Linked DNA regions of Homo sapiens: region 2 is linked to region 1. Evidence: chromatin contacts called from ENCODE Hi-C or POLR2A ChIA-PET data. All regions are on one chromosome and are shown on one strand. Each heading gives the region's core, a stretch centred on a gene start or an enhancer-like site at or near the end of the contact. The rest is flanking DNA. Distances are from core to core; before and after follow the strand shown. Region 1 overlaps HERC1 (HECT and RLD domain containing E3 ubiquitin protein ligase family member 1). Region 2 has its middle 18 kb from the start of MIR422A.

What was found. Hi-C counts contacts between places; a loop is a spot of excess contacts on that map. ChIA-PET counts read pairs that join two places held with the same protein, here RNA polymerase II (POLR2A). Pooled maps may share reads with other maps.
Region 2: a map of Right ventricle myocardium inferior shows a loop between it and region 1 (12-fold over the local background). The contact joins two enhancer-like sites. A Hi-C loop is called at or near these places in 108 of 168 maps with a recorded cell type or tissue (A673, B cell, CD14-positive monocyte and 63 more), 37 of 37 single-sample maps with no recorded cell type and 50 of 50 pooled maps. POLR2A ChIA-PET finds 5 or more read pairs at or near these places in 13 of 52 experiments (CD4-positive, alpha-beta T cell, CD4-positive, alpha-beta memory T cell, GM12878 and 8 more).

What each region holds. Positions count from the first base shown.
Region 1 is chr15:63,747,634-63,754,062 of GRCh38, reverse strand. HERC1 (HECT and RLD domain containing E3 ubiquitin protein ligase family member 1) reads left to right here. Exons shown (of 78, transcript NM_003922.4): 8 at 978-1,105; 9 at 4,272-4,416; 10 at 4,525-4,696; 11 at 6,205-6,339. Among named protein-coding and RNA genes, the nearest start is that of HERC1, 83 kb to the left of the region's middle. Within about 2 kb of position 1,767, at least 2 of the 41 ENCODE cell types and tissues checked have a DNase peak (open chromatin) inside an H3K27ac peak, as active enhancers do.
Region 2 is chr15:63,885,637-63,892,531 of GRCh38, reverse strand. No RefSeq gene overlaps it. Among named protein-coding and RNA genes, the nearest start is that of MIR422A, 18 kb to the right of the region's middle. RefSeq lists an enhancer at 1,151-1,240. Within about 2 kb of position 4,236, at least 4 of the 41 ENCODE cell types and tissues checked have a DNase peak (open chromatin) inside an H3K27ac peak, as active enhancers do.

The sequences.
Region 1 (6,429 bases), core at 518-3,017:
AGCTGGGACTACAGGCATGCACCACCATGCCTGACTAAGTTTTGTATTTTTTTTAGAGACAGGATTTTGCTTTATTGCCCAGGCTGGCCTCGAACTTCTGGGCTCAAGTGATCTGCCAGATTTAGTCTCCCAAAGTGCTTGTATTACAGGCATGAACCTCCGTGCCCGGCATGAGTATCTTTTTTATATCAACAAGCATGACTCTACATCATTCTTTTAAATGGCTTGAAGTGTTCTTTTATTTGATGGTGGCACAATTTATAAAACCAGTTTCTTATTGTTGAGTATCTAGATGGTTTCAATTTTTTTCAGTATTAACAACACAATGAATGACTAAATCTATGTCTACTTTAATTAGTCACTCCTACTAGCAGTGTGAATGCTTACTTCCCCATAGTCTTCAACAACAGCATGTATTAAATTTAATTAAATAATTTCAATAGTGAAAATGGTATCATTTAATTTATACTTTTTTTTATTCCTGGTGTGGTTGGATTTGTAGATGATTGGCCATTTGTTTTTCTTCTTTAATGATTTGTCCAGTTTTCAATTTCATGAGCTATTGATTTTTTAAAAAGTTTATGAAAAATTATATGCATATACATTCTTTTTTAAAGTTTATGAAAAATTATACGCATATAGTACCTGTATATTTTGTCAGCAAATTTGAAGTTAGAAATATAGCCATTAAAGGGGGAGAAAGACAGAAAAATAATTGTCTATGTTTCTTTTAAAGTGATTTTAAATTGCTTGATTTTAATTGCTTGAAATTAAGATATAAAAGGCTATCAGTGGTTGTTAACTTTCTTGTAATAAAAATGCTCGTTTGTTAACATCCTCAGCTATCAGAAACATAGCTTTTCATATCTGCCAGGTTAGTGATGGAAACATTAGAGCTCCTTATCAACTTTAGTAGTGTTAAAAAGAGTAGAGGTTCTTTAAAACAAGTAAATTGTTTAATGTGTTTGTTTTTATAGGTAAACTTGGTCATGGTGATACCAACAGAGTGTATAAACCTAAAGTTATTGAAGCTTTACAAGGAATGTTCATTCGCAAAGTTTGTGCTGGGAGCCAGTCTTCACTTGCTTTGACATCAACAGGGCAGGTAGGACTAAGGGATGAGTATAAAAGACTTAGAGTATTTCAGAGGATTAGGTGACTAAAAAGTAATACTTGTATTTAAATTTTAAAGTTCAAATAAATACATTTTTAGGCAACATGCTAAAATGAAATATCTTCTTCTGTTTGAAGTAGAGTATCTGAGAAGGAACCAGGTTTTCTAACCTGGCATATGTGACCCAGATAAATCTTAGTGGAGCCTCTGTTCTTTGTATTAAACTGACTTTCTAAAATGTTTTAGCATTTAGCTTCCCTTAAACCTTTTCTAAAACATTATGGATAGTCGGGGAAAGCTGAACTAGATCTTGATGGAGCCAGTGATATGAACTAAGAAGGCAAGAGGGTGATCAAAAAGGAGGGTAAAGAGAACACTTAGGTATGGAAAATATTCTGAGAGAGTTAGGTGTTTCTGAGAAACAGTGTGAAGTCAAGCTTAGGATAGTCAGAATTTTATGAGCCTTTATAAAGGCTCATAAGCTTTGTACTTTTATAGCTTATAAGCTTCGAACTTTTACATGCGTATTTTCACTCTTACCCTATTTGTTTGTTGAGGATAGGGAGGAGCCAGGTATAATTATAGACTGACAATATTTGTCCCTGTGTATCCATCAGTTATGGCAGTAAAAAAGTGAGCTGGCCACTTATTCTGTCATGTATAGGAGGCCACCTTGTGTCAGGCAGTGGTATAAAAGTGTTTTATGACTAATTGACAAGGCAGAGGAGCAGAAAAGCTGAAATCAGCATATAATTTGATTATTCACTGAGAAACTAGAATGCCTTGTGTTCTAAAAATCTTCAAGCTATTCATCATTACATTAGCTAGTTGCTGCCTTAAGAATATCTCTTCTACGTGTTTCTCACTATGGTTTTTGTAGTAAGAATCCATGAATTGAAGTTAGAAGATGCTTATGTATTTGATGTATACACACAGGCAAATAACAGACACCCCTTGAGCATCATGTGCTTCTTTTTTTATGAAGGAGTAATAATTTCTGCTTTGCATACAAGTGATCACATAAGATAATCATTAGAATTGAGAGTTTCTATAGATTATCCAATACTATTCAACTATTAGTTGGTAGTGGTAGTAATAATAGTAATAATAATAATAAATCCATTACATTGAATTCCAAGAGAACTTGTAAACTGTTTGCTGTATAGAATAGTTGTATTATGAGTACCTTAAGTTATATGAAATCAAATATATATGCGTGAAAAAAATAAAGTCAGAAATACTTTTAATGGGTAAGAATAGTTTTCTTTACCATTAAACTTGAGCATGAAATAATGATCAACATTTGCTTTTCCCTCAGTCTGTCTCAGCACTTTCAGGCCTCTTCTGTACTGACTTCCCACCATACTATATAGTATGGTCCAGTCTCTAAAGGCAAGCCAAGTATTTCTCATCTGGTGCTCAACCGAAGGAACGCTGCAAGAGAAAACTCTATGTAGGCCTTACTGAGTGACAGTATTACAGTGATGTGTCACTTAATGGGATATGTTCTGAGAAATGTGTTATTAGGCCATTTTGTTATTGTGAGAACATTGTAGAGAGTACCACACAAACCTAGATGGTGTAGCCTACTACGCTCCTAGACTATATGGTATAGCCTATTGCTCCTAGGTTACAAACCTGTACTGCATGTTACTGTACTGAATACCTTCAGAAATTGTAATATAATGGTAAGTATGTATCTAAACATATCTAAACATAGAAAAGTTACAGTAAAAATACTGGCATCAAAACTCCGTTAGATCTTAAGGGACCACTGTTGTATAATGTGGTCTGCTATTGACCGAATGGTGCATGAGTGTATATGATACCTCATGAGTGATTTAGGAAATCTTCTGTGATGATTTTGAGTATACATTATTTCACTGTCGTTATCTTTAGTTCCTAACATCTCCTAAAATATGCCTTATGTACTGGAATCTTGTTGCATTCTATACTTAAGTAAGTTATCTGGAAACAAGTACAAATATATGTTCTCATTTTATTTTATTTTGAACTCAGGGTCTCACTCTTTTGCTCAGGCTGGAGTACAGTGGCACAAACATGGCTCACTGCAGCCTTGACCTACCTCCTGGGCTCAAGAGATCTTCCCCATCCCAGCTCCCGAGTAGCTGGGACCACAGGCCTGTGCCACAATGCTTGACCAATTTTTTTAAATTTTTGTGGAGATCGGGTCTTGCCACATTGTCCAGGCTGGTATTGAACTCCTGAGCTTGGGTGATCCTCCTGCCATAGCCTCCCAACGTGCTGGGATTACAGGCTTAAGCCACTACATCCGGACAGTGCTCTTTATTTTTAATTGAAGTGGTTTAATCTCTCAGCAGCAGTCTTTCCTAAAATAATTGCAAGACAAAAACAAATTCTCAAATTTGATGGCATGAAGATAAGAATCTATATAATCTTACCAAAATCTATTGAAGATAAAGAAAAAAAATCATTCAGATTGCTGATTGTTTTGATTTTGTTGATTTTGGGTTGCCAAATTGTCAGTCAGTCACCTATTTGTCTTGCCAAAGACAAAATTTTTTTTTCCCACCTAACCCTTTCCCCAAGCATCTTAAATCAGTTAGTGATTCTTTTGGTATTCATTAGTCAAAAATGAAGATGTTTAAGGGGAACTACCTTGTTACTGCTTCACATGGCCCTCTTTGTAAGTGATAATTATTGCAATAATGAGGTGAGGTATTTCTAAAACTAAATAATAAACATCAGTTTTGTGATTTATATAATCCATTTTATATGATAATACCTTGTTCTAATCTTAAATCTCACCGGAATAGTGAGAAACACATAAAGGAGAAGTTTTAAGATGGTATTTTCAAAGCTGGTGAGATGGGGCAAATATAACAAATTGCAAGCCGATTAGTGGTTTAGCAGACCCTCTCAGAAGACCTTTCTGTTTTTTCTATGACCAGTTATTTTTATTTTCAGATCAGCTGTTTTTCTGCCTATACAGTGAATGCCTAAAGGCAGCATGATAAATCGCTGTAACAATCTTTAAAATGATCAAAATGATTTTAACATCAGAAAGTTATTTACTATCAAACCACACTTTAGTTTCATAGATTTCATTTATCCCTAAAGCCAACAATCTAATCATCTCAGGAAGTTATGTGTAACGTATTTCTGTTTTTTTCAGGTCTATGCTTGGGGCTGTGGAGCTTGTCTAGGTTGTGGTTCTTCAGAAGCTACTGCTTTGAGACCCAAGCTTATTGAAGAACTGGCTGCCACAAGAATAGTTGATGTTTCTATTGGAGACAGTCATTGTTTGGCTCTTTCTCATGGTAAAGTCATTTGTTTTTAAGGAAATAGTATTAACTGTTGTCTTGTGTAAATATATTACATTTGAATTTGGCTTTTCTTTTATATAATACTTTATATTTTGTTTTTAGATAATGAAGTTTATGCCTGGGGCAATAACTCAATGGGGCAATGTGGTCAGGGAAATTCCACAGGTCCTATTACTAAACCAAAGAAAGTGAGTGGCTTAGATGGCATAGCTATTCAGCAGATTTCGGCTGGAACATCACATAGTCTGGCATGGACTGCTCTTCCTAGGGACAGGTAAGAGTGCCTATGTTTAAAAATTCTTGTGTGTTTTAACATAAACACCAATAAAAAGTAGAAACACTAATAAAAACAGAAATAATTGTGCTTTGTTCATAAAATACTCTTCTGAACATATATAGTATTGCTTTTTCTCTATCATAGAAATGACATTAGATTTCTTTTTATTTGAATGTTGAGGTTAGACATGTTTCCGAAGCAAGAAGTCATACCCAGTATTTAAGACATTGTCTTTTAAACATTTTGAGTTCTCTCTCATCTCTACATGCTGATTTAAAAAAATTAAATATCTGCATATCAAGAGGAAATTAAAATAATTAAAATCAGAACTAGGCTTTATTGATTTAATGTTTAACCTCAGTGCTCTCAATCTGGTTGGTTTTTGAATTTTTTTTTTTTTTTGGAAAAAAAATTGTCATACTTTAAATCAAGGAGGTTAATTTTTGCAGAAACTTAGCTTTTTCCGAAAGTGCTAACTGTACGTGTTTAGTCCATCAGGTAGATGAGTTTCAGTCACTATTAGGAGATTGAATTTTAAAGAATGTTTGGGTTATTTCAGATATTTTCAGATACACATGGGCTAATTTATAGCTTAGAATGTATTTTATTTGCATTCTATGCCTTTGACTCAGGGTTTTAAAATGATACTCTAACCAATTAAAAATATTTATCAATAGTTATTCCTCTAACACAAAAGCCAAAATAAATAAGTTGAATATAAATAATTTGCTATTAGCATTACATCTCCAACTTCCCACTTCATATGTAGATAGTTGGGTCCCAAGAACTGAAAAGTATTAACAAGAAATTTCAGGATTTTGTCTTTTAATAGATTTCAGTATATCACTCTATAGAGTCAGGATATTTTTCTTAATATGAAATATATATTTTCTGGACTCTTAGAACCAGAGGGGCTTTAGTAGATCATGTGACTCAGCCCTCTGCTTTCAGGTGAGTGGACATCCAAACCTTCCAAAACAGGTGGTGGTTGTATGTTTTCTTCTTAAAGATGGCAAATTCTTGGTTTTCCTTAGTTGCTAAAATGAAAGGTTTTATCACTTTCATAATCAGTAATGTCTTCTTTGTATCTTGTTGAACTCATTCAGCTTTAATGTATATATGTATATATATATTTTTTGAGATGGAGTCTCACTCTGTCGCCCAGGCTGGAGTGCAGTGATACAGTCTCTGCTCACTGCAGTGTCTGCTTCCCAGGTTCAAGCGATTCCCCTGCCTTAGCCTCCTGGGTAACTGGGACTACAGGCATATACCACCATGCCCGACTAATTTTTATGTTTTTAGTAGAGATGGGTTTTCACCATGTTGGCCAGGCTGGTCTTGAACTCCTCACCTCAGGTAATCTGCATTCCTTGGCCTCCCAAAGTGCTAGGATTACAGGCATGAGCCACCGTGCCCAGCCAATATATGTTTTAATTTTCGTTTTTGATCGTGCATAAAAATTTCATTTTAAGACTGTTTTATTATTTTCTTATGTGTCCTTCTAGACAAGTTGTTGCATGGCACCGACCTTATTGTGTAGATCTTGAAGAGAGTACCTTCTCACACCTGCGTTCTTTTCTTGAGAGATACTGTGATAAAATAAACAGTGAGATTCCCCCACTCCCTTTCCCTTCATCAAGGTATGTTATATGTATGTTTTGTATCTTTGTGTGTGTGTGTGCGCGCGCGTGTGTGCATGTGTATAAATTATTCCTTTTGAGTTTTGACTT
Region 2 (6,895 bases), core at 2,987-5,486, 140 kb before region 1:
AATGCCTAAGGTTAGGACTCTGTTCTCCCAGCATCTGACTTCTTGGAGGTCCTCTGCTGACATGGGTACAAAGAGCAGAATTGTGACCCAGGTGATCTCAGTATCCCCCAGTTTCCCTTTGGGAGGCTCTCTTCTGGCCAGGCTGGTGTCTTCCCACTGCCAGGGGGTCTGGAACCTAGCAGTCACCCCTTCTAGGAGTGCTCTGCTCTGTCGTCTGAACATTCCTTTCTACAGCTTCGAACAAAAATGTTTCAATGTCTTGTCTACGTTTTTATAATGTCTCATCTCTCTTGGGTTCTGCCATCTTCCAGAAGACCTAGGAGGGAAGCAGAGATGCTAGTCTGAACTAAAGGGTGAGGGATTCATGGGCTCCTAGTTGCATTTTTATCAGGAGCTTCTAGAAATAGTGTCACAACCTGAAAGAGCAGATGGTCAATTTAGTAACTTCATCAGTGCCTCTGAGTCCCCTTAGTCCCCTGCACATTCACTGTGATTTGTGTTCTATTCGGCTCTCCCTGAGTATAATGCACTCCCCGAGGGAGGGCAGGGACTGGGCCTTGCTCCCAGGCCAAAAGACTCGATTGATTGATGGAGCACCCAGGCCTATAGCACAGGACTGGAACCCCATCTGACTCTGCTTGTGGGAACTGCAGCCACTTCCTGAACTGCCTCCCCACCTCAGCCAGGCCTGAAATGTATTCCTTGCTAGCTAAAGAAGGGGCAAGGAGGAGGGAGAGGGTTTAGAAAGACAAGAAGCATATGGATTTCTTCTTCCTCAGTCTCTCCAATGCTTGAACCCTCCCAGGCCACAGGAAGCTCCCATGAGCCCAGCTAGGCTCTTTAGGGCCAGGGAGTAAAGCTATCTAGAAGTAACAAAAGGGAAGAGAATGAGCATTAATCAAGTTCCTATTGAGCATAGGCATTATACTAGATGTGTCTACAGACTTATACTTGTCTCCATTTTGCAGATGAGAAAACAGAGGACCTGAGAAGTTATGCTGCATGAGATAACGAGGCTAGTAGTTGGTGGAGCCGGGGTTTGAACTCAGGTCCAAAGGTATGTGCTCTTGCAGGCTGCCTCTGGGTGGCTCCTTGGGACAGAGGCCCAAGGTATGTGCTCTTGCAGGCTGCCTCTGGGTGGCTCCTTGGGACAGAGGCTGTAGAACTTTAGGCCCTCTGCCTCGTTTCCCTCAGGACCGACACAGCCAGTCCTGGAGGTCGATGTTGGGTCCGCTGGGGCCAGCCCCACCCAGCCTGTGGACACAGTGCCATGTTACTCTTTGTCCTGGTCTGCATTCACTGGCCATCCACACACATTTTTCTGAGGGATGCTTGGTAACTAAGGCCACCAGGTGGCGCTGCAAGGGCTGGGACCTTGACTGCTGGATCTAAGGCTCAGTAGGTTCTTAGCGATCTTCCATGACAGGCCAGGATTCCCCTGAGAGATTCCTAGGAAACTTTTAAAAAAATATATGGGCCCAGAGTGTCTGGTTTGATATTTTGGATTGGATTCTGGGAAACTGTTATTATTTTAAAATAGTGTTAATTTTCTGCATTGGTAAAATATTCACATGGCTCAAAAAATTTAAAGTATAAAAAGGTATATAAGCCTAGGTGCCGCGGCTCATACCTGTAAACCCAGCGGTTTGGGAGGCTGAGGCAGGTAGGTCACATGAGGTCAAGAGTTCGAGACCAGCCTGGCCAACACAGTGAAACTCTGTCCTACTAAAAATGCAAAAATTAGCTAGTGTGGTGGTGCACACCTGTAGTCCCAGCTATTTGGGAGGCTGAGGCATGAGAATCGCTTGAACCCAGGAGGCCAGGAAGGGGAGGCTGCAGTGAGCTGAGATCACGCCATTGCACTGCAGCCTGGGCAACAAAGCAAAACCCTGTCTTTAAAAAAAACAAAACAAAACAAAACAAAAAATCCTTATTGTTCAAGGGTCAATTTTATATTCAACAAAAGAAGCAAAATAGATTTTAACCAAAGTAACAAAATATGAACAATATATTCATTTGCTTTCCATCAAAACATAGATAAAACAAAAAATATTAACAAGCAATAGCTATTGATTTGGTAGGAATATGAATATCCTAGCCATAACCCTTACTTGACAAATTCACTTGATTTTTGATTAGGCAATCTCCAATTATGGTTTTAGGAATGTTTCACAGTCTGAGGCGCCAGGTTTGTGTGCCTCATGTGTTTTGTCCTTCAGTGTTAATGATAAACGCTTGCATGGCATTCTTAATTTTTGCTTGCACAAGGCTGTCTCAATACCTTTGGTCATTAGGCTGATCCCATTCAGCTTTCAAGTGATCCTGCTTATCTGACTATATAGAAGTCAACATAGCATGATGCTTCTGAAGGCTGTGGCAGATTCTTTCCAGGTGTTGCTCTGCAGCTTGACCTTTGGGAGCCTTGGCTTTAATGATCGCCACTCTGGGAGGGGGGCCCTTAACCTCCTGCTGTAGAATGATGCCAAACTGCCGGCTGCTCAAGCCTTCTTGAGATGGGGGCAGCAACTGCCACTGTCCCCCAACCACGGTGACCTGTAGGACCTGATTCCACAACCCAGAGGTCTGGTTGCCACAGTGCGCCTCACGGGGTAAGACAATTGCTTATTATACACACTGTCCTGCACTTTGCTTTTTTCACTTAAGGGTATAGAGATATTTTTTCCATATCAGTTCAGAAAAGCTTCCTTATTCTTTGTTACAAATGTATAGTGGTTCATTGCATGGATGAAACATATTTTAACCAGTTCCCTAATGATGGTTGTTTCCTTTGCTGTTATAAACAATGCTATAATGAATAACCTTGTGCATATGTCATTTCATACATCTGTAATATCTGAGGATAAATTCCTAGATGTGGTCTTATAGATCAAATGGTATGTGTGTTTTTAATTTTTACAAATACAGCCAAATTGCTCTTGATCAGAGTTCTACAAGTGTATACATCTACCAGCAAAGAACAAGAGTGCTTGTTCCTCATCAGTTTCACCAACACAGTGTGTTAGCAAACTTTACAACTTCCGTTAATCTGATAATGTGAAATGGCATCTTAGCATTCCTCTTATTATGTGAGTTTTTAAAAATATTTTCAAGATCTTTTTCTATTTTCTGTGATTTGTCTGGGGAATTTGTCTTTTTTTTTTTTTAATGTTCCTCACTTATAACCTTTGGCAAGACACAAAAACAAAAAACCTTAAAGGAAAAGATGAATAAATTTAACAACATTCAAATCACAAACTTCTATATATAAACAATACCATGAAATGTTAAAAGATATAACAGGAAAAAAAAAAGTATGTGCAACCTATATCCCAATACAACTTGCAGCTGAACTTTCAAAAGAAGGGAAAAGGCCAGAATTCTGACTGTCCACTAGCTCTCACCATCTTTATAGCTTGTAAGGAGGTGCTTGTATCACATGACTCCCTGGATCCTCACGGAAGCCCTCTGAAGTGGGTGTTATCGTCTCACAGATGCAGACTCTAGGCTCAGAGAAGTTAAGTGACCTGCCCCAGGTCACACAGCTGGGGAGAGGAGATCAGGTGATGTGCTTCCACCACACCACAGCTGCCTGAGCACCCACTCTGGCTCTGCATACATCCATGTAACCTTGGGCAGGTCTCTTGTCCCTCCACTTCAGGCATCTTCTCTGTACAGTGGGTGTGTTTTTCTCCATTGCCGCCAGCTCTAGACCACTGATGTGGAGATGGTGGCAGAAGGTGGATTAAAGTGTGGGTTGGGATTCACAGGGGCACACTGTGGAGGTGTGTCCACAGGAGAGGTGGTGAGTATAAGTGCATGTGTCATATGTGTACAGAAAGAACATTTCTGCAGGCTGGGAGTCCTTTCTGGAGAGCTCATGGGCTCTCCCAACAAGTCACTTCCATCCAAGAGTCCTCTTGCAGCGCCTTCATCCTCGTGAGGCCCTGCAGGGAGGGGATGATGCTTAGCCCTAAAGGAAGATGGCCATTTGCAGCAGCTCTCAATGAGGCTGATGTTCTGGGGCAAGTGGGGACTCATATCTCATAGAGACTAACCCTGGAGGCCTGCCCTGTCAGGAGTCACCTTTCCACTCAGTCAGCCCTGGGGACAATCTGAGCAATTGACCTCATCATGGACTGGAGGGCAGTGAACTGTAGTGGGACCCATGTGATCCAGCCACATAGGCCTGCTGGGCAGATGTCCCCAGGGCCAGGCTGAGGCTGGGCAGGAATAGGGAAAGTGCCAGCTCCACACCCATTCTCCCCACACAGCATGACAAAGGAGCCTAGTTTGCCCAGCATGGGCACAGTACTTGACTAATGGCCAACCAACATTGGCCATCTTTGAGAAAGAGAGACAGAAAAAAAGCCCTGGATAAACAAACGTTGCAAGTTAAAATCTAAAACAAAACATAATCAAATAAAGATAGTATTCTATAAATATAAGATTTCAGAGTTTTAAGCAGACTGAGAAGGGTCTCCATTGTTGGCATTAGTCCTGGGTTCTGTGCATGTACGTGTGGGCCTGCACATGTTGGTTGGGGCTCCTCGGAGCATCTGCATCCCTCGAGGCATCGTGTGGTCAGGGGTAGGGTCAGGAGGAAGGACTTCAGGGGCCTGTCCCAGGCCTTGTGGCTTTCTGAATGACAAGGGCTGAGCTCAGAGCAGGACTAGAGGCCCTATCCACTCACTTCCCCATGTTGAAACCAACTTCAAAGCAGAATTCCCCAGGCCTAGCCCCAGCACTGGAAGAGGAGCTGGGGGCAGCTTTCCCAGGCCTCCAGCCCTGGGCCTGGCCCTCAGAGGAAGTGTTGGCAGAAGGGTTAACAGAAGCCTGGCTGGAAGAAGACGAAGTCCTCCAAAGGACGGAAGTGGAGAGCAGGAGTCAAAAAGAGAGAAGAAAGGGGTACATGTCCTTTGGAAAACTGCTGTGGCTTACATGGCCTTGTTTCAATGGCCCAGGCAGAGAAGAAAGACACATTCACAAGCATAGATTCCCATAGCACAGATGGACCTTGAAAATAGAATGCTACGTGAAAAAGGCCAGACACAAAAGACCATGTATATGATTCCATTTATATGAAATGTCCAGGATGGGGAAATCTATAGAGACAGAAAGTAGATCAGTGTTGACTTTGGGACTAGGGGACCTGGGGATGGGCGAGTGATAGCTAAAGGGTGTGGGGTTTCTCTTTATGGCTACAAAAATGTTCTAAAATTGACTACGATGATGGTTACACATATCGTTGAATATACTAAAACCTATTGAATCATTCACTTTAAATGGGTGAATTGTGTGGTGTGTGAATTATGTTTCAATAACCCTGTTAAAAAGAGGGAGCAGGGGCCGGGCATGGTGGCTCACACCTGTTGAATCCCAGAAGTTTGGGAGGCCGAGGTGGGCGGATCATGAGGTCAGGAGATCAAGACCATCCTGGCTAACACAGTGAAACCCCATCTCTACTAAAAATACAAAAAATTAGCTGGGCATGGTGGCGGGCGCCTGTAGTCCCAGCTACTCGGGAGGCTGAGGCAGGAGAATGGAGTGAACCCGGGAGGCGGAGCTTGCAGTGAGCCGAGATCGCACCACTACACTCCAGCCTGGGTGACAGAGTGAGACTCTGTCTCCAAAAAAAAAAAAAAACCAAAAAACAAAAACAAAAAAGGAGCAATTCCCATGGAGAGTGAGGGATATTGGGAGCAGTTGGAACAGGTCCTACTGGGGAGTGGGCAGAAGGGTACAGAAAGTCTAGTGGGGCAGGGAAGACCAAAGAAAAGAACAACTTCCATTGGTCCCTGAGGATGGGCAGTGTTTCTGTTACCTTTCCAAGAAGAAATGGAGACCTCCTTCTCCCCCTTGCTCCTTCTCAAGCCATGGGCATCATGTTAAGAAAACTGTAAATTCAGACCATCGAGAAAAATCCAGAAACCCAACTCAGGGGCTGGAGAGGTCCTAGGACCTGACGCTGGTGAGAGTGGAGAGGCAGCGCTTCCCACGACCATAAAAATGATTAAAATGGTAAATTTTATGTTATCTATATTTTACTACAATAAAAAAGTTAATGAACTCAGACTTCAATGAGATTAGGATGATATATCCTCGCTTGTGGCCTGGCTGGGATTAGAAGAATAATAGTAAATGTTTATTAAATCCATACTGTGTTCTAAGCCTTTTGCCTTACGTTATCTCGGTTAATCCCCCAACAGGCCTACAAAGTGGGCTTCCTTATCATTGCCACTCTACAAACCATTGTAGAGTGCTCAGTGTAGAGGCTCAGCAAATTTGGGGCCTGTATCCTTCAGCCCTTGCTTTAGTCAGCCAGCAAGGGAAGACTCAATTCAATAGATCTGAAACAATTAAAGGATTTTTCTGCCTTGACAAAAGTTAAAATGGAGCAGCTTGCAGGAGGTGGTCTATTCTGCATCTCTCAATGAAATGCAATGAGAAGGTTATTTCTTATTTCTTTCTGGAAGCAAAGAGTCTTTGGCTGGTGTGGTGGCTCACCCCTGTAATCCCAACACTTCGGGTAGACCAAAGCAGGAGGATTGCTTAAGGCCAGGAGTTCAAGACCAGCCTGAGCAACAAAGCAAGACCCCCCATCTCTACAAAAAATAGAAAAATCAGCCAGGTGGAGGCTGAGGCAGGAGGATCACTTGAGCCCAGGAGGTCAAGGCTGCAGTGAGCCATGATCACAGCACTGCACTCTGGCCTGGGTAAATGACCAGAGCTTGTCTCCAAAAAAAAAAAAAAAAAAAAAGTCTTTTTGAAAATAAAGAAAAGTGGCAATCCAGAGACAATCGAGATATTTCCTGTGGTCCTGGGGCAACCTGTTCTGAGTGGGAATGTAGTCAGGAAGAGGAGGGCACAGCAGGAGCCATGCAGGGCTCTTGTCGCC